2 separate regions of the Mus musculus genome follow, and region 1 is linked to region 2. A link is a loop called in an ENCODE intact Hi-C map of the cell type or tissue named here. Cell type or tissue: left cerebral cortex. All regions are shown on one strand. Links, peaks and the distances in the headings refer to the core of each region. The heading gives the core; the rest is flanking DNA.

Evidence for each region. Peaks named below come from ENCODE experiments on the same cell type or tissue, not always from the same donor. Only the 100,000 strongest peaks of a DNase experiment are listed, where the experiment ranks them.
Region 1: a loop joins it to region 2, with 7 times the contacts of the local background. A loop is called at or near these places in 11 of 42 quality-filtered maps.

The regions. Positions count from the first base shown.
Region 1 is chr19:13,976,334-13,986,812 of GRCm38, reverse strand. No RefSeq gene overlaps it. Among named protein-coding and RNA genes, the nearest start is that of Olfr1505, 63 kb to the right of the region's middle. In left cerebral cortex, for the core only: CTCF peaks have their summits at 3,816 and 5,420 (motif pointing left); a DNase peak (open chromatin) is centred at 5,410.
Region 2 is chr19:15,864,786-15,875,264 of GRCm38, reverse strand. No RefSeq gene overlaps it. Among named protein-coding and RNA genes, the nearest start is that of Psat1, 55 kb to the left of the region's middle. In left cerebral cortex, for the core only: CTCF peaks have their summits at 5,736 (motif pointing right) and 8,228 (motif pointing left); DNase peaks (open chromatin) are centred at 5,754, 6,132 and 8,221.

The sequences.
Region 1 (10,479 bases), core at 1,019-9,018, 1.9 Mb after region 2:
TTAGTTGTAGGCTTAGAGTGCAGGTAGAGCCAGGGTTAAAATTAGGATATTTAAATTGCAACTATATCTATGTGAAGGTTAAATTTAGGATGAGGATTATGGTATTGGTGAGAGCTAGGATTAGGTTTAGGATTCTGGGAGGAATATAGCTTAGTGAAACAAGAGAGTAAGTATTACACTTAATGTTGGGTATTTGTTTATGTTAGGTTTATAACTAGTTTGGTGGTTTGTGGTGAATATATGGTTATGGCTTGCATTTTGGCTAGGGCCTGAGTACATATTGTAAACCCACTATTAGGATTAGGGTAGGCAGAAATTTTTTGCATTCTACTTTTTAATAGAGGTTCAACCTCTCCTCTAGCCCACCACCCAGCAGAGGTAGTGGAAAAGTTATTAAGATATGGGGGATGTGGACCTTTTCAGCAATAGTTCTTTGAGGGTGCACTAGATCTCAGCAGTTCAGTCCTGTAGCAAACACGAAATATGACTCAGCAGCTGATTGAGTCCCCTTGGCATGCAGACATCTTGCATGAACCAGCAGCTGTAGTTCAGTCTAAAAGAAGCTGCAAGACTTGCCAACCAGCCGGAGGTGAAGCCTCGGAAGCAGCAAGCTGCTACAGGAACCTCAGGAGCAGCTCTTTGGTGAAATTCTCTCAATGGGGGCTTCACTACCTCAAGTTGATCTCAACAACACCATGTAAGGGAAACGAATACATTCCAGTCATTAGCGAAGAATAGTGAGGCAGAACCAACCAAACCAATACTCAGTGCTTGTCTCCCACTGTTTGTGGGGTCTAATTTATAGTCCTTCATCAAGGGTCCTTTTACATGTCGGCTCCAGCAAAACACCTTTTCACCTGTGTGCCCAGCAAAACATCATTTGACATAACTTCCCAGAAAAACTAGAAGTTTTCATTTCAGATTATAATTATGGCTTGCATTAGTTAGGGCTAAGGAGAGTTTTAGGTTTATTTCTTTTTTATTTATTATTTCTTTGTATTTCCCTTTATTATTATTAAAACTGTTATTATTTGCTTTCGCCGTGGTCACTATCATTGGCAAAGTTCTTATTTTCAGCTTTTTCTGGGCCTGGGGCTCTTTTTGGCTTTGAAAGGTTCTACTCCACTCAGTCTTGAAGGTGTCAAAGACTGCTTGAGATGTGGCCTTGAACTCTGGCTGGAAAGATGTTGAGTAGAAGAAATCATTTTTGGTAATAAATAAATAAATAAATAAATAAATAAAAATAAAACAAAGCCCTCCTTAATCTATAGGTCATTCTTTACTCTACCAGTGATCGAACTGCCCAGAAGAAACATTGGAGGGAAGAGAAATAGGCCAGTTGGCACTGGGTTGCCTCCCTGGATTAGCAAGGAGAGTTGGCCCCCAAGGCTTCTTCCAGCATGGCAGGTGTGAAGGGAAGGGAGTAGGACTTTTTTTTTTTTTTTTAAAGGAAAGATAGAGTGCCCAGTGTCTTGTGTTAAGATATTGTCCCAACTCCAGGGCTATCTGCAACCCTGACCAGGCCACTTCCCATTGTCACCTCCTCATCCAGGAGATGCATAATTAAAGAAAAAAATCAAAACAAGACCCTAAATAAAACATAATCCAAAAAAGAAATGATCTGGAGGAATGGAGAAGAAAGGAGGGTGGAAAGGGCCAGTCTCTGAATGCATAATTCTTACTGTTACAGATAAAGGTTCACTTGTGTTCAAGGTTAGACTTCCTGGGTTATTGTTAGTGATAGAAACTGGTTTAGTTATATTTTAAAGGTTAGTTTTATTAGAGGTATAGGTAGAATCATGCTTACGGTTAGTGTGAGGCTAGGTGCCATATTGGTCTTATTTCTAAGGTTAGTGTTAGAGTTTGGCTTAGTGTTAGGGTTAGAGCTAGGTTTGTTTTTAGGGTTATCTGGTTAATATTTGGGTTGAATTTATATTTAAGATAGGGTTGCTGGAAGAGAGAGCATTAGGACTGTGAATAAGGTTCCGTTAGGATCATCAGCACAAAGTTAGTATCAGAACTGTCATCTTTGCTAGAAATGGAGTTTAGTTTTCAATTTTGTTTTAGGGTTGGGTTGCGGTAGAATTAGGTTTTTTTTTTTTTTTTTTTATGTCAGGGAGCTAGCAAAATATTTAGGGATTGTGTTCGAACTAAAAGTTAATGGTTACTTTTACGTTGAGAGCTAGTGTTTGGTTTAATGTTTGAGTCTAGTATTAGTGCTACTGCTAGGTTGAGGGATCGGAACAGGCTTAGTGCTAGGATTAAAGATAGGTTTCTAGTTAGGCTCAGGTTAGAGTTAGTTAGTCTATATTTTTGGTTAAGTCTGTTAACCTGTTTGGAGTTTGGTGCAGGACTTTGCTTATAAAGTGTTAGGGTTAATGTTATGGGTAGAGTTAGACAGGAGCAAGCTTAGAGTTAGGCTTAGGGTAATGGCTAGGGCCAGGATTAGGTCTAGAGGCAGGTTTAGGTATAGCTCTAAGATTAATGTTATATTTAGACGTATGGTTAAGATTAGGTCTAGGGAAAAGCTTGTCAGACTGTCTGGTGTAGTCCTGGGATTTGGTTAGATGTAGGTTTAAGTTTAAGGTTAGGATCGGTGGCATCGAATCCTTTCGGCTTTAGGGTTATGTGTAGAATTAGTTTAGAACTTGGTGTAAACATACTGTAAGAGCTATATTTAGTGTTAGAATTCGGGATGAAGACAGTTTTCAAGATACTTTTGAGGTTCAGCCTGAGGTAGTATTATAATTTCTTTTATGTCCAGGATGCTTTTTTTGTCTGTTACTTGAGCTAGATTTAAGTTCAGGGTGACAGGATTTGGGGTATTATTTGTATTAGGTCTACATTTAGAGTTATTGTAGTTTTAGGGTTAACACTAGTGTTAAGGCTAGGGTTGGAGTTAGTTTTAGAGCGAGTATTAGAACTACAGCTAAGTCTGGATTCAGTTTGAGGCTAAAGAGTAGGATTTGAGGCAATGTCTGTATAGGTGAGTTGTTGAACTTTGTTCACTGTTAGGGTTAATTTTGCGGATAGAGTTAGGATAGGTTTAGGTCAGCGTTATGGCTTATCATTCTGGTTAGCATTACAGTTAATGCTAAGCATAAAGACAGTTTTCAATATCAGGATTTTATTTATGATAAATTGTTGTCTTAGGGCTCAAGTGAAGCTAGGATCAAGATTATTGTTCAATCAAAGTCTTAGAGTTATAAGGGGTTGGACTTTACGGTCTGGTCTGGGTTTTGTTTAAGATCAGAGCTATTGTTTGGCTACGACTCAGGGAAAGAGTTTCATGTAGTAATAGGACAAGAGTTATATTTAGTGTTACAAACTGGTCTATGACCAGTGCTAGACCTAGTTTTATTATTCAGGCTAGATGTTGACTGGGTTGGGGTTTTGTCTTTAGTCTGATTAGAGCAATTGTAGTGTTAATATTATTGTTAGTGTTAGGTCTAGAGATATTTTAGGTTTATTTCTACGATGAATGTGAGAATTAGTTGTAGGGTTTGATTTATATCACTCCAAGGTCAATGTGAAGGCTATGAATGGTTTCAGGTGTATTTATAAGGATAATATTAGAGTTAGAAGTAGGATTATTGCTAGAGTTAAGGCTGGGAGCAATATTGGTATTTATTTCCCCCCTGATTTTATGTTAGAGCTAGAGCTAGGTTCATGGTACATGTCAGAGTTAGGTTTGTCATCAGGACTAGTGTTAATCTTGGGGTTAGGGTTAGAGCCAGGTTTGTGTTTAGGGTTAGGACTGGTGGCCGAGCTAGGAACAGGATAGTTGATGGGGACAGGTTAGGATTTGCTGCAAATTTTGTGTAACAGCTCCATTTAGTGGTAGAACAATGTTTACGGTTATTTTTAGACTTCGTTTTAGGTTTCAGACTGGGGATATAGTAACAATTATACTGAGTGCTCATGATGTGTTTAGGGCATTTGAGCTAGGATTTGGTAGGTAGTCACACTGGATGTATGATTAGATTTAGGATTAGGATTAGGGCTCAGGTTGGGACTAGGGTCATAGATAGGGTGAAGTTTAGAGTTAGAACTAAGACAAAGTTAAGGGTTAGTTTTAGGGTTAAGGCTAGAGTAAGAGCCAGTGTTTGGGTTAGGTTTAGAGACTTGTTTCTTGTCATGCTTAAGGTTATGGATATGGATTCTGGATATAGACATAGATGTGAATATGGCTTTTTTGGTTATGATTGTAGTTAACATTGGTTTTATAATTAAGATGCCAAGATTAGCATTAGTGTTACTGCTTGGAGTGGAGCCATGGTTAGTTGTAGACTTAGATTACGTTTAGAGCTAGGTTTAGGCTTAGGTTTCAATCCAAATTACATTTGAAGTGTTTGATGGCAAAATTTTGTTATGTATGGTAGAGGTTAGTGCTGGTTTTAGGACTAAGTTTAAGGATGGTGCTGGGCGTATCATGTGGGTAAGTGGTTGTCTTAGGGTTTTAATGCTGTGAACAGACACCATGACCTAGGAAATTCTTATAAAGGACAACATTTAATTGAGGCTGGCTTACATGTTTAGAGATTCAGTCCGTTATCAAGGTGGCAGCGTGGCAACATCCAGGCAGACCTGGGGCTGGAGGAGCTGAGAGTTCTACATCTTGTTCCAAAGGCAGCTAGGAGAAGAGTGGCAGCTAGAACAATGGTCTTAAAGCCGACATCCACAGTGAAATATCTACTCCAACAAGACCATACCTACTCCAATAAGGCCACACACTTCCTAATAGTGGCAAGCATATACAAACCATCACAGTGGTATAGTTGGTGTTAACATTTAGTATACCATTAATTTTAGAGGTAGTTTTACTATTTGGGCTAAATATAGGCTTTAGACTAGTGTTAGGTTTGTTTGTTTGTTTGTTTTTGCTATGGACTGATTATGGCAATTGTATGGTTATAGATAGAGAAGGTAGGGCTTGTGTTAGTCTCACTGTTAGTGTTAAGGTTGAAGTTAGGGTTAGGGTTAGCTTATTATTAGTGTCTGGCAAAGGATAGAGTTTTAGTTTTTTTGTTTTTTTTTTAATGTTACAATTAGACCTAATGTTAGAATATAGTTAGGCCTTGCTAGTGTTAGGGTTAGGAACAGTTTTACATATATTTCTAAGTTTAATGTTAGTGTTAGTAATAGGAACAGGGATAGAGTTAGGGTTAGGGTCTGTAATTGGTGTTATTTTATAGTTTAGTTTTAGAGTTAGAGGCAAGCTTATGGTTAAGTTTAGGGGTGGTTTTTGTTTTTGTTTACTTCTTTTGTCTGTTTGTTTAATTTGTTAGGATTATGGTTAGTCTGTATGGCTAAGGCTAAGTTTAGGTTTATGGTTAGGACCAGTGTCAGAAGCAGTGTTTAGAGTACAGCCTTCCTTTAGAGTTTGCAATAAAGATAGAGCAACACCGCCACCTAGTGCTAGAACTAATATTAGCATTTGCGTTTCTGTTTTTTAATTTTAATCTACAAATGTGTTTAAAATGGACCTCTTGACTTTAAAAAAAATTAATCACTTGACTTTTTAAAATACATTTTTCAAAGAAAAATTGTGGGTAGTGGGGGGTTGGGACATTCTCGTGGAGACAGGGGGTGGGGAGGAGGTATGGATGTGGAACAGTCCGAGGGTGGACTGGGATTGGGGGTGGAGGTGTGTGAATAAATCTGGAGTGTAAACAAACAAACAAAACAAATGTATGCTACAAAAATAAATATTGCATCAATCTTGCTGTTATAAAAATTATGTAAAATATATTATGACCTTGATTTCCTCTCTTCTATATATCTTTCTAACTTTCCTCCACTCAACTCCACAGCCTTTCTCTCTGTCTGTCTCTGTCTCTCTTTTTCTCTCTCTGAAGAAAATTTGTTTTTGTTTGTTTTCCTGTTTGTTATGGTTAGTTGTTTACTTGGTTTTACTGTTTATGCTGTCTGTATGTTTAAAATGTGGTTTAGAACTGCTAATACATTTAGGGCTATTGTCTAAGCCAGGGTTAGTTTTGGGATGACACGTAGGTTTTGGGTTAGTATCGAAGTTATATCTCAGTTTAGCATTAGTGTTAATTTTAGGTTTAGGGCTGGCAGTAGGACTTGATTTACGGTAGGATGAGGACAAGGGCTAGAATTAGGACTTCATTTAGGGTTAAGACGAGGGATAAAGACAATGTCTGGGTTAAGTGTAGAACTTGCGTGTTATAAGGGTTAAGTTTATGGATAAGGTCAGGGCTAGTTAGGTTATGGTTATGGCTTTGCCAGGATTAGTGTTACGGCTATGATGGCATTTATGGTTAATTGTAGGCTAGGGTTAAAATAGGTTTAGATTTAAACGTACAAATAAGTTTCTCTGAGGATTAAATTTAGAATTTAGGGTCAATAGTATGTGAAGTTTATGATTTAGTTTACAGATGCAGTTTGGTTTATCATTATGGTAATGGTTACAGTTAGTGGTAGCAAATTGTTCGGTTTAGTTTTAGAGTATGGGAAATATGTAGGTTTTAGGTTAGGGTTTGGCTTGGATCTTAGAAGAGTCATGTTTAGGTTAGGTTTAGGGTTAGGGTTAGAGGGTCTGAGGTAGACAAGATTAGGGTTCAAGTTAATTTTTGGATTTGGATTAGTGTTCATTTTGGGGACAAAGTTAGTAGTAGTCTCTTCTTCAGATCACTGCAGGGCTGGTGCTAGGGTTAGGGTTATTGTTAGGATTATACCTGGATTAGTGTCAGGGAAAGTTTTACTTTTTTTTTCTAAGTATGATGTTTGAGTTTAGGGTTAGGGTTAGGGCTAGGGCTAGGATTTAAGTTATTTCTAAGTTTAGAGTTAGAGGTAATTTTAAGGTAGAAATTCAGGCTAGATTTGTCGTTAGGGGTAGTGTTAATCATGAGGTTAGTGTTAAAGGTAGGTTTATATTTAGGGTTAGAATTGATGGCTGGCCAGATTAGCAGTAGAAGCATAAAGTTATTGTAAGTGCTACAGTTAGTATTAGAACTCATTTAAGTTTTGTTTTTGATCTAGTTTAGGGTTCTGGTTGGAGTAGATTTCAATTTCTTTTAGGGATAAGTCTATATTTTGATCTAGTGTTTGATCTGTGGCTAAAATAAGGGCGTAATCAAGGGTATGGCTTAGTTTTCAGTTAGTTCTTAGTTAAGTATTGTGGAAAAGGTTAGAGACAGTGATATGACTGAGATTGAATTATGTTTTTTTAAGGCATAGTTTTAGATTTAGACTAGGGACAGAGACAGTGTTTGGATCAGGTGTGGATATTAGTGTTATGGTTAAGGCTATGGCTAGGGTTAGGGGTAGGTTTTGGTTATTGTTATGATTACTGAGAGGGTTAGAGTACAGGTAAGGGGCAGATTGCAGTTATGGTTACTTGTAGGCTTAGTCTATATTAAGAACTCGATGTAAACTTAACAGTGTTGTTATATGAAGTAGATTAAGGTTTGAGGTATGGTTAGGGTCAGTGCTAGAGTTAGGTTTAGGAATAATATTAGGCACAGAGTTTAGTTTTACATTAAGAAAATGAACACAGTCTTAAACAGTGATGCATCCAGGCATGCAACATGTGGCTGAGACCGCACCACCTTGAGGAGTACCTACCACCTCTCAGACTCAACACCTGCCCAGAGTTGGGGCAGGTTGGCTGGGACATGATGCTAGCTGTAGACAGTAGAAGCCAAGGCCTGGAAGTCCTGAGAAAAGACATCACTGAAGACCTCTGAACTGGTAATATAAAACAGAATGGAAAATTCCCAAAGAAAAGAGTTTAGAGATACATAGATACAGAGATAAATACATAAGTTTAGAAGCAATAAAAGAGAAAAAATCGAAATGTCTTGTAAGTACACTTAGACACTAAAAAGGGGGAAAGATACTGAGAGTATACAGTGATGAAAAGAAATTTTAGGTTAAAAAGTAATAAAGTAAAGTCTCCGATGGACGGAGAGAGGAGAAGTAGGTATGTGCATAGACACTGAAGCAAGGAAAGAAGCTGAGTGTAGACAGTCACAGAAAGAAATATTAAGTTTGAAATGAGTAAAATGAAGTCTCCAAATGAAAGGAGTTAGATTTAAAAAAGAAAATATTTTTATGTGAATATATGTAAAGAACTCAAGAAGTATGACTCCAAAAAAAGTAACACAATTAAAATACGGGGTAAACAGAATTCTCAATAGAGGAATATCAAATGGTCAAAAAGCACTTAAGGAAATGTTCATCATGTTTAGTCATCATGGAAATGCAAATCAAGCCAACCCAGAGATTCCACCTTACACCAGAATGTGTAAGATTCAATCTCAGAATGGCTAAGATTAAAATCTTAAGGCACAGCATATGCTGGTGAAGATGTGGAGAAAGGGGAACATGCCTTCATTGCTGATGGGATTGCAAACTTGTATAACCACTCTGTAAATCAATCTGACAGTTTTTCAGAAAACTGGAAATAGTTCTACCTGAAAACTGCGCTCTACCACTCCAGGACATATACCCAAAAGATACCCTACCATTGTACAGGGACACATGCTCCACTATGTACAGCCTTAGTCACTGAAGCTTTATTCAGAATAGAAGGTGGGAACAACCCAGATGCCTCTCAATTGAAGAATAGATATAGAAAGTGTGGTTCATTTACACAATGGAGTGCTATTCCGTTAATAAAAACAAGGACATCATGCATTTTACAGGCAAATGGATGGAAACGAGAAAATATCATCCTGAGTGAGGTAAACCAAAAGGACATGGATGGTATGTTCTCATTGAAAAGTGGATACTAGGCATAAAATACAGGATACTCATGATACACCCTACAGACCCAAATTAAATAAGATGGAATGCCCAAGCAAGAATGCTTGAATCTCACTTAGAAGGGGAACTAAAATAGTCATAGGATGCAGATGGAGGGAGGGAACTTGGTGGGAGAGGAGATGGGAGGGGAATGGGGGGAAGATCAGGATCAGCAGGAGGTGGATCAGAGCTCCAGACTTCTGGACACCTGCCCTGCAAGAGGAGAGCTTGCCTGCAGAGAGTGCTCTGACCACTGGGACTCAGGTGAGAGTTGGAATCCCAGGAGTGCTACCAGAGACTAACAGAATAACAAGAGGATCAAGCTCCAGCCAGAGACAGCTAGAACATTAACACCAGAGATTACCAGATGGCAAAAGGCAAACATAAGAATCTTACTAACAGAAACCAAGAACACTGGGAATCATCAGAACCCAGTATGCCCACCACAGTGAGTCCTGGATACCCCAACACACCTGAAAAGCAAGACTCAGATTTAAAATCATATCTCATGATGGTGGTAGAAGATTTTAAGAAGGGCACTTAAAGAAATACAGGAGAACACTGCTAAACAGGTAGAAGACCTTAAAGAGGAAACATAAAAATCCGGAACTATAGGAAAAGACAACCAAACAGGTGATGGAACTGAACAAAGCCATACAAGATCTAAAAATGGAAGTAGAAACAATGAAAAAAACCCAAAGGGAGACAACTCTGGAGATAGAAACCCTAGGAAAGAAATCAGGAACCATAGATGTGAGCATCAGCAACAGAATACAAGAGATGGAAGAGGGAATCTCAGGTGCAGAAGATTCCATAGGGAACATGGACACAACAATCAGAGAAAATGCAAAATGCAAAAAGATCCTAACTCAAAACATCCAAGAAATCCAAGACACAATGAGAAGACCAAACCTACGGATAATAGGAGTAGACGAGAATGAAGATTATCAACTTAAAGGGGCAGCAAATATCTTCAAGAAAATTATAGAAGAAAACTTCCCATAACTAAAGAAAGAGATGCCCATGAACATACAAGAAGCCTACAGAACTCCAAATAGACTGGACCAGAAAAGAAATTCCTCTGGACACATAATAATCAGAACAACAAATGCAGTAAATAAAGACAGAATATTAAAAGCAGTAAGGGAAAAAGGTCAAATAACATATAAAGGCAGGCCTATTGCTCCAGACTTCTCACCAGAAACTATGAAAGCCAGAAGATCCTGGACAGATGTTATACAGACACTAAGAGAACACAAATGCCAGCCCAGGCTACTATACTCAGCAAAACTCTCAATTACCATAGATGGAGGAACCAAAGTATTCCATGACAATACAAAATTCACAGAATATCTTTCCACGAATCCAGCCCTTCAAAGGACAATAAAGGAAAAACATCAACACAAGGATGGAAACTATACCCTATAAAAAGCAAGAAAGTATTCCTTCAACAAACCTAAAAGAAGACAGCCAAGAGAACAGAATCCCAACTTTAACAACAAAAATAACAGGAAGCAACAATTACTTTTCCTTAATATCTCTGGACTTAATATCAGTGGACTCAATTACCCAATAAAAAGACATAGACTAACAGACTGGCTACACAAACAGGTCCCAACATTTTGCTGCTTGCAGGAAACCCACCTCAGGGACAAAGACAGAAACTACTACCTCAGAGTAAAAGGCTGGGAAGCAGTTTTCCAAGCA
Region 2 (10,479 bases), core at 1,106-9,105:
CCCCCCCCCCCAAACACCTCTGTGGAAAAGACCAAAAATGTATTCAAGGCCATGGAAGTTTCTAGCTGGGCATAGCATTGCCTACCCTTGTGAAGTGCCTCCTTGCCATTGTATAAGGAGCACTCCTAGTGTACCCGTTGCCTGACACTTTCTGGGCTTCTGGAGGCTGGAAGTCAGGATCCAGGTGGCTGGGGCCTTCACCTAGGGCCTCTGTCTGAGGCTAGCAGGTGACACCCTCTTTGGAGATTAGCATATGGTCTGTCCACTGTGGCCAGGAATCCCTGACATCTCTTCTTCTAAGGATATTAGTCAGAGTGGCCGAGAGAACCCATGCTAACGGGCTCCACCCACCCCTTCCCCCACTACTACTTCTTTTTTTTTAAGAGAGAGATAACAATCTTTCTCTTTTATTTAATACTTATTTATTAATTTATTATTTGTAAGTACACTGTAGCTGTCTTCAGACACTCCAGAAGAGGGCGTCAGATCTCATTACGGATGGTTGTGAGCCACCATGTGGTTGCTGGGATTTGAACTCAGGACCTTTGGAAGAGAAGTCAGTGCTCTTAACCGCTGAGCCATCTCACCAGCCCCCCCCTCCCCACTACTTCTTTAAAAGCCTCATTTCCAAATTCAGTTCCAATCCTTGTGGATATGGCTTCCACAAAGATTGTTTTAGGGGATCCAGTTCAGTTTCATGTACCTGGCGAGGACCCCCTAACAACACAGTCCTCCTTAGGACTTTAACTGTGGAAAGACATGGAAGAAAAGCCACATCCTTAGGTAAGTCCTCTGGCCTCGGCTCACACCTTACACCTGTCTTCATCGTACTTTGCAGCAAACAGTGGGTATGACCCTCTCACAGTCTTCTGCTAGCCACTTGGAGATTTGTTAGAGCCCCTCGTTTGTGGTGCATCCTAGGTTGGTTGTTTGTTCCTTTGTTTCTGGACAACCCTGCTCTCAAAAATGTTGCCTTGGTGTTTAAGAATGCTTAGCCTTTTTAAAATATGCTAAGGTTCTAGTGTTGGCTTATACTAATTATAGCTATGGTGTCTGTATTTCTTAATATGGCAAACTGGAGGAAGTAAACAGGGCCTGGAGGCAAGACCAAAAACTAGAAGGCAGAGCCTTGTCCATGACTAGGACACATCCTGAGGCAGAACTGTCTGTAACATCAAGTCCCATCCTCTAGGTGACAGGAAAGCCCACCCCCTCAAGTATGTCAGTAGAAACACTTAACCTCACCTTCCCTAGCAGTACTGTGGAACATTTGTTCCTCTTGGTTGGGTTTGAAGTCTATTGCAGGAAGTAATGCTAAGATCGATAAAATCCTCTACAAATGTGCTCAGGGAGCTTAGAACTCTTCTTCCGTTCAGCCACTCTTTGGGTCAGCACTTTATCCAGAGTCTCTTAAAACCTTCCTCAGAGTGAGGCATGGGCAAGAGGCTCATACTAATTATGAGGCAGTGGCTTGCTGATAGAACCTGGTGAGCCTGGGGCTTGGAAGCATGGAACGATCCAATGTGCACACGGAACATTTGTGTGCAACCCACAGAGTGAACTGTCTTAGATATTCTCTGGCCTCATTGGAAGCTGTTGCTGGAGAGGATCACACTGGTGCTTGGTACAGCATCCTTTGGGGTGGGGCAACTCTGGGAGAAAAACAACAACAACAACAACAAAAACAAAAACCCTATAGATTGTCTCGCAGGGAGCATTTGTTTGTTAATCGGCCAGCAGACGTTCATCCATGAGAACAGCACACGTGGTGGCTGGGAGAACCGTGAAAAGTCAACATCTGCAAACAAGGCATTCTCAATGGGGCAGGCTGATGAGACTGTGCCTTGTATTTTGGACAATAAACTCTATTTATGATAGTCTCCCGGTCATTAAGTTGCTCTGCTGTAAGAGAAAACCGAGGCTATTAACTTCTCCAGATAGAACCAGAGGGAAGAGCGATCATTTCGTTTATAAGCAGAAGGGAAGGTTCTGCTCAATAAAGATCAATTAGACATCTCTGTTAAAAGGCTGCTTGGGAGCAGGGCCAACTGGAATTCCAGTATGTTCAACCCATGTGCTGGTGTTCCCTCTACAGCCTCTTGCTCATACCTCACTCTCAGAAAGGTTTGAAGGGACTCTGGACAAAGTGTCGAAAGGTGGATGGTGGCTCTCCAGTCTGTGATTGAATGGTACTTGATCATGTGCCATGCTTCTCACATAAAAGAAACCTGTCCTATGGTCATGTAGACTCAAAATAGAGTTCTCCATGCTAATGAGGTACCTAGAGGCCTAGAGGGTTTAGTTAATAAGCTTCCCTTCCCAGACATTCTTTCCTGCACCCTGAGTAGCGGGTATAATTTTATGCATGCATTTTCCACCATGACAGTAAACTGTTTGGAACCATGGACCATCTCTTTTTCATCAAGATCCACCATGGGGAGCCATGAGGAAGGCCTTCGCCTACAGAGCTGCAGCTTAATCTTCCATAGAAGGCCTCTCTGCTCCCGGCCACAACCCATCAAGCCTGCAAGACTGCAAGCCTGCAAGCTTGCATCCACCAAGCTTAGGACACTCTCCCCTGCTGGGACAAGCCAAGCTGGAGCTCCCCCAACCCCCAGGCTAGATGCTGTCCCCAGTCCGAGGGCTCTCCAACTCTCTTTGGAACTTGGATGTTCAAGAGTCTGAGAATCCCACAGCCCCAGCTTCGTTGCAGGCCTGGGAACCCTGAAGCAGTTCTGGCTTTTCCACATTTCAGACCTTTCCCACCCCTGGAGCAGTCTCTTCCCTGTCCCTGAGGTGGTGGGGTGGGATAAGTGCAGGCAAACTCCCTGTGTTCTGCCTCCCCAACTGGCCATGCCCAGTGACAGAGCAGATGTGGCCAATGACCTCACAGTGTAGCAAGTGGGTTGGTACTGGATAAGCTTCCTTGTCATTGGTGCCTTCATGTTGGCTGGAGTTCTGATTGACTCCAGGTGGAGTGACCTTGGCTCTCATCCATTTTCATTTTAAAGAAGACATTGTTGGATTCCATCCTCCCCAGTAGTGACCTAGACATCAAAGCCAGAGGCCTGTCTGCATCATTTTCTACTTCTATGTACCATGTCATCACATACTTAGCAGTTGACCAGATGTTAATTTGTTATCCCAACATTTTTGTAGCTTAAAAAAATGGGTGCACTATGGGTATGTTTCCTGCTGTGCATGTGTGGTGTTGGCCTAAGGCTGTGGCTCTCATCTGGAGCTCTGTGTCCACCCAGTTGGTCAGCTCATCATTTACCCACTGTTGGCAGAACCCACTCCTTATGGATGCAATGAAAGGACCCCTTACTTTAATGTTTTCAGTTGAGAGTACTCAGCTCCTAGAGTCCCCGCACATTCTGTATCTCATGGCCCCACAACTTTGAAACCAACCATGGATTCTTCCAGTTACTGGAGTTGCTAGTGTCGAGATCGGGCAGTCCTGGTCAAGGCGTGATCCTGCCCATCACTTACTTGTCCCTGTCTTAGCTCCTGGGTGGTGGTCTGATAAACTGTCAGACAGAGTGAAGACTCTGGCTGATACTAAGCTTCAGCCTTTTACTTCTCCCAACATGAGATTTCATGAGATATTCCAAGTTCATGAAGACCACTGTTTCAATAGTCTGGTAGCCAAATTCAGGGGCACAGTGTCTATGTAGTGTATCTTCTTTTCTGCCAGCCTGGTGATATTCCTACACCATCTCTCTTATGCTTAGATTCTCCCTGGCCTGTCTCTGACCTCTAGACCCAGGTTTAAAGAGCCCATCTTATCCAGTCAGTCCCATGTGATTGGATGACTGGGAGATGGTATATGACACTGGAAAGGAGCATCTTTGAGCTATTTTGGAATTCTGCTACCAAAGCCAGTGAGATGACTTGATAGCTTCACTTCTGCCTATGCCTGACCCACCAGTGTCCTCCTTCCCCTCCATCATTCAGTGGTGTAGATGAAGGAGGACACAAGTGTGAATCTGACTTTGAAAGTATTCCCTAATGAAGGAGGGAGGAAGGAGGGGCAAGTCTAACATTGCTTCATGCTGGAAGTGGGGTTTCATGGTGTTTGGAAGAGTCTCACATAGATCACCTGCTTGAGACCCGACCTCAACAAGGTGACAACAAGCATTCGTGTCTTTTTTTAAGTGGCATTCTGAGTGGTCTGAGATAGGGAATCACAAATAACGGCCAGTCACCTCTGCTTATAAATACAGTGTTACACCATAGTGTTTCCTAGTCACCGGTAAGATGACTTGTCTCCATTTGAGTCACTGGGATAGAGACCTTATGGTCAACAACATCCAATGTGCTATCTGTGTCTACCCTGCTGCCTCTTGGCTAATGTGTTGCTCTTTGTCTTAGGTGAGAAACATTACTTAGAGGGCTGATGTTGTAGCTGAGTGGCAAAAATTAGCTTGCCTCACATGCATGCGGTCCTACGTACTGAAAAAAAAAATCATTTGTTGAAAAGAGGACTGCTGGGGGGGGGGTAGCAAGATGGCTCAGCAGGTAAAGTTGTCTACAGCCAAGCTTGATTACCTGACTTCTATCCATTTTACTCACAGGCTGGAAGGAGAGAGCCTGTTTCTGTCTCCTGACCTCCACATGTGTGTACTGGGACACACTCATGCCTCTGCCCCCTTCTTCAAATACATAAAATGAAAATTTAGAAGAAACACAACTTAGAGCTTGGAATAGGTCTGAATTCTGGGAAGGGTATTAGAGTTGTGTGGGGGAGCTTTGCAGGCAATTCTCAGCTCCATAGAAGCATTGCTCTCAGGCCACCCTTCCCACAGGCCGAGAGTAGAGTGTTAAGCCAGCTGTGATTGGCAGGCATGGGTCTTGCTCTTAAAACACCTCTGGACCCCTGTTTGTTTCTTTGACCTTGGCTGAGGACACAAAATGCTTACCTAGGATGACTGTATGTTCAAGAGTAGAAACATTCATTAAAGAGGCGCCACTGCGTATGCAAGGGACTCAGCCTATAAGTGAGATAGGCCTGGCTGGGCTTTGCTGATATCTGCAGTGTCCAGGCATCTTCCACAGGAGGAGAAACTTCCTGTAAAGCAGCTTCCCATTATGTGTGGCACATTGAGGACAAAATCAAGCTCCTTAGACATTCAGAATTCCCCGCAGATCACCGACTATTGCAAGAGGTCATAGCTGATTACCATACCACGAAGTCTGCGAGGGAATATTTAATTTTATGATTGAGATCCCTGGTACTTAGCAGGAAACCTCTACCCTCCCTTCTTTCTGAGGTTAATGCTTTCAAAAATCATTGCCCGATGAGCTCATGCAAATTCAGCCATCTCTAGAGTTGTCGAAGGAAAGTTTTTTAGACAAATTGCTACGCTCTTGCCACATGAATCCTCATACGATACAGGACTCCAGTAATACTTAAAGTTTCCAGGGAGTTTCATATTTTACTAAAAGGGGAAAAAAATCAATCTTGAATCTTTTAGTCCAGTGACCAAAGAATCACTTGATTGATTTTGTTCTGCTCTGCAGGTGAGCATGCAATCCGTCCCAATCTGTTCTTATTGGGTTTGAAGTTGACTTTTCCTGAGAAGTTGTAAATCAAGTGCTATGTGGATAATACTGTGATGCTAGGCCCTTGTTACAGCCACTTTATGCAGCGTATACAAACACCCCTAGGTACAGTTTCCTTCCAATGGTCTCTCCAATTCGGAGTTTATGTTTGCCACACTTGATTCTTCTTCTCGACAGCAGAGGGAGGCAAAGCTTTATGCAACCGAGCCGAGCCTTAGATCCAGGCTTCAGGAAAGAACTCACATAACAATGAATTCTGACAAGGGTGATATAGATCTGCACTTGCACACACACACACACACACACACACACACACACACACACACACGAACACAAAAGCACAATTTGCAAATGAGTTCATTTTATTTTCAGTTCTTAAACGTATCACTTTGAGAACCAAGAACAAGAAATCTGTAGAGGATGTGGGGAAGGCTTTTTCACTTTGATGAAATTTAGTGGTACCCTGAAACATTGGCTGGATAATATACAGAGTGCTTCATGGGCTGGGTGAATTAACACTCTAATCAGGCCCCATGGCTGAGTTCCAGCTAGTGGGCCCACAACTGATGGTATTTTTTGTTCTTCAGTCAGGGAAAAGCCAGAGCTACAGAAAGCTAGGGCAGTATGGATCCCAGCTGTGACTGATTTTAAGGCCTCCTAGGCAAGTGCCTTTCCTGGCTGCCCATCCACACAGGGTTGCAGCTGGGAGCTTGTGGCCTTTGTGGAAGGCTTCAGGGGGTGGAGAATTCATAGGCATTTATTCTAAGCAGCCAGCAACCTTGGCTAAACTCTTCCTCTCTATACTCTGTGGATCTGGAGGGGGCAAATGAAGAGATACAGCACCTTTGGATGGGCCATATGAAACTTTGAGTTGGTTTCACTCCAGAAATGAATTCACGAGGCAATCGAACACAACACCAAATACTTTTGGAAGCAGTCTTTGGGTGACTGGCGTGGGTGGAGCTTGCCTGCCATGGCCCCAAAATGCTACCTTGGACAAGACTCCTGACCTTCCCTGTTCTCTGTAGAATGGGGAGTGTAGTCTGATGTGCCACAGAGGCTGTTATGAATACCCAGTGAAATGTATCTTTGAAATGACCAAGAATTCTAAATCATGTATGTGGCAAATTGTGTCTGAGTTTGAGGTGGAATGAAATTTGACTGGGCCAGGAAGAGCCAAGGACTAGACTAGAGTGAAGCAGGCAGCGTGGCTGAGACCCAAAATTTAAGGAGGAGTATTCCCTTGCAGGCTGTTCTGCTGTCATCTCTGAGAGTAAGACCCTGCAAACCCATGCTTCCTTAAATGTTGTGCTCTAGACACTCTGCTTGTCTCAAGTATGATAACACTGGCCCCGATCAGGAGTAAACCCCTTGCCTGCTAACATTCCGAATGCAGTCCATATTAATCGTAGAGCAGTTCGTCTTTAGCTAACTTACATTTGCAGAGGCAAGCATGGAGAGACTATTTCTTGGGCTTACTTCCTTGTACTTTTTCATTTGTTTGCAACCTTAAGCTGGTCCTCTTGCCCCCATTTAATGGACAGTAGAGAAACATGTAAAAGAAAGAGATCTGACTCCCCGAACACACTGGAGGGCCCTCACACTTCATCGTGGAGTTGGAGTGATTCTCTTGCTCAACTGAAGATAAAATGTCATGTGACAAACACTTTGCTCCTGCTTTGCCCAAGCCTGGAGGTATTTGTTCTAGGATCTGTCTCTTTTGAAAACCAGAGGTTCCCCCCCCCCCAACCCCTGTTTCTGGTCTGCCCATCAATCTTTATTTATAATTTCTTATCTCATTTAGTAAGGCAGTTTGGGCAATAATCCATCTTTTGCAATCCCCCAGTCCAGGGCTGGGGTGCAGCCCAGAAGTAGAGTGCTTGTCCAGCATGCATGGCAGTCTGGGTTCCATCCCTGGCACAAGATGTGGGTGGGGCCACTCCCAACATAAGCGCCTTGCTCTAGTTAGTTCCATAAAAGAATCTGAGTGCTAAGAAAGCAGTCCTCAGTAAGGATGAGAGAGGGTGTCGACACCTCAGGAGCTCACTTTGCAAATATATACACACATGTGGGTATCTTCCTCAGCTCCTACTTCTAAGATGGGGGACACAGTGTAGCTGATGTATGTTAACTGGCTAATTTGACGTATCAGTGTGACCCAGGGATCTCCATTACTAGAATTTGGATGCTAACCTCATTGCCTTTGATGTCTGTCTACCTGTAGTCTACAAAGCTCTTCACTTCTACCTGTAGTCTACAGACCTCTGTGTTTCTACCTTTTCACACTTGCAAATCATCTACCGAGCTATGCATTATTTCCTTATATACCTACAAGCTTAAATGCTGGTCACAAAGGGTCGTGAGAAGGGATCTTGGGTACTGGACAGGAGGGAATATGTCCCCGCTGTTGTGTTAGAATGATCAATGTATAAATACTACTTTTTCTGCTTAAAGTTTAAGGGCCATTAAGTAAAAACTGGAAAAGCTATTTAGAAAACAATCCTCAGTAAAGCATTAGTGTTTGGGGAATACTAGCTCAGAATAATGAGGTGTCTGCTCCCCGCTGTGCCATGTAACAATCCTGCATCTTTGCCCTACTCCTAAGCAACCAACCTATGGTGATGCCAGGTCAATGCAGATGTAGCGCCACCCAGTGGCTCTCTGGGGAGGATGGATTTGTTTCTAGGACCATATGCAAAATCACTAGGCATCCTAGAGTGGGCAGTTTGCTGTAGGCAGAAGCCCTGGGTGAACAGCAGGGGAGATGCAAGGCAGTGACATTTCGGTTATTGTTAAAGTGACTCTGTGTGTTGCCACAGGCTGATGCCTGGGGCAACTCAGGCTACCGTTACTTTGGAATGAATTTGCATTTTATGTCTTACGGTACCTCCACATATTAGGACAAAGTAGTGGCAATATACCCGGAGCAAGTCATTCGCTGTTCTCTAGACAGTGCTTATATGACTTCGGGGACCTCTGCCATAACTCTGTGGTCCATAAGTTGGGAACCACTGAGATGGGATATTGGAAAGCTGAGTGCAAATGAAATCATTAACTCAATGTCAGGGGGAGCATGCTCTTTAAAAGAATCCTGGGGTGAATTCCCGCCACACCGAAGACACTTCTGCCATTCTTACTCATGAGCCAGAATGAGTCCTCTATGTAACAGATCGGCTTCTCAGGCCACTTATTACCCTTTCCCCCAGGAAGCCCCACCCTGTAATGAGCCTTGTTTCCTACTGGCGCTCTCCTCACCATCAGCAAACACTGCTTATTTCTGCCTCTAAATCTTGGTCTGTTTTTCTGTCTCTCTGAAATTCAACCTCTGCCCCTATTTCAATGCCCTTCTTCAAGCTCCTAGAGTCTTTGTAGCCAACTGGGGCCCCTGAGGTGACCTTTCTTTCTGTGGACTTTTGACATTCTGCCTCCTGAGGTCACACAGCTGCCTCAACCCTTGTTCTGGGTTTGTTGTGGTCTTCTCAGCTAAAAACCTAGATTTTCTGACATTGGTCATGCTCAGAACTCTTTAGAGCAAGTTGCTAGACAAACTGCAACACAACAGAACTTGACTGGCTGCATAAAATGAAAAAAAATAAAGGGGGGGGTGTTCTTAATTAGGTATGCGTGGTCAGGGGTGGTGGTAAAAAATTTCATATACTGGATATTCTACAAGTGATTTCAAATATTCTTTTTATCTATCAATTAAATCATCCCTATATACTTGGTTTCCACATTCATCCACAAATTATGAAGTAAAATGACCTGAAAAAAAAAACTGTTTGAAACATATAGGTTTTTCTTGTTTTTATTCTTAAATAAGGCAGGGCAGGGGCTATTTGCATAGCATTTGTGTGGGGTTGGGTATTGTAAATCACTAGAAGGCTACCATAGGTTGGAATGTGTATGTGTGCATTTATGTATTGGGGTGGTGGGCTATATGCAGACTTTACAATGTTTAAAGAAGGGTTGTAAACACCCTCAGATTTTGCTCTCCCTTGTGGGTCCTGGACTTAATCCTTTTGGTACAAAGGATGGCTGTGTATGATGTACTGGCCATGTGCCAGGCACATTCTTATTTGGCAAAGTAGAAAAAAACTCTTGTTTTTCCATCAGTGACAAATGGGCTCATTCTCTGGAGACAGAACCCTCATGCTTGCTGGCAATGGCTTTGAAGATTCTGGATTGTGTTTGTCCCCTTTGCTCTTGTCTGAGGAGTTTGCCCTCTCTGTTTCCTGCATGTGCCCTGTGGACCACCACTCAGTGTTTGCAGGAGGTAGGAAGGATTGGGGGCAGTATTTCACAAGTAACGCACAGCACACCTCGGAGACGCTTGCTGATCAATATGAAACTCAAACCAGTTGCTCAGGCAAGTGACCGAGTATGTGTGCATCAGTGGTAGACACCCAGGTCTTGCTGATGGGTTAGCCCTATGTTCTTGGCCCTGAGCCTTGGTCTGGAATGTCTGCTAGCTGAGTGCTTACCTTACTTCTCTTGTTGATACCTGTATTGTTGTGTTGGGTTGGCTTTTTCTATGTGAACTTTTTTTTTCTTTTCTTTTTTCTTTTTTTGGCCTCTGGGTTAAAAGCAGTTATTTAATGTACACAGGCCACTGGGCAACTGGTAAATGGTAGAAGTTTAGGGGATTTAATATCTTGGGAGGATTTATGCCAATTACTTAACTGCCTGAGTACCAAGTTCTTCATATTAGCTTTATAATAAGATGCGCTGGGTCCCGCATTTATCCCAAGAAGACAGGCTTACCCAAATCATCTATATTTCAGCAGGCAGTGCCAAACTTCAGGCTTCAGAAACACATTTTAGATAATTTTTGCCATGCCATATATTTTAAGTATCATTAAAAAGCCATTTCCTTACTTTAAAAATATGTGTGCAATATATTTTATGAAACCTATA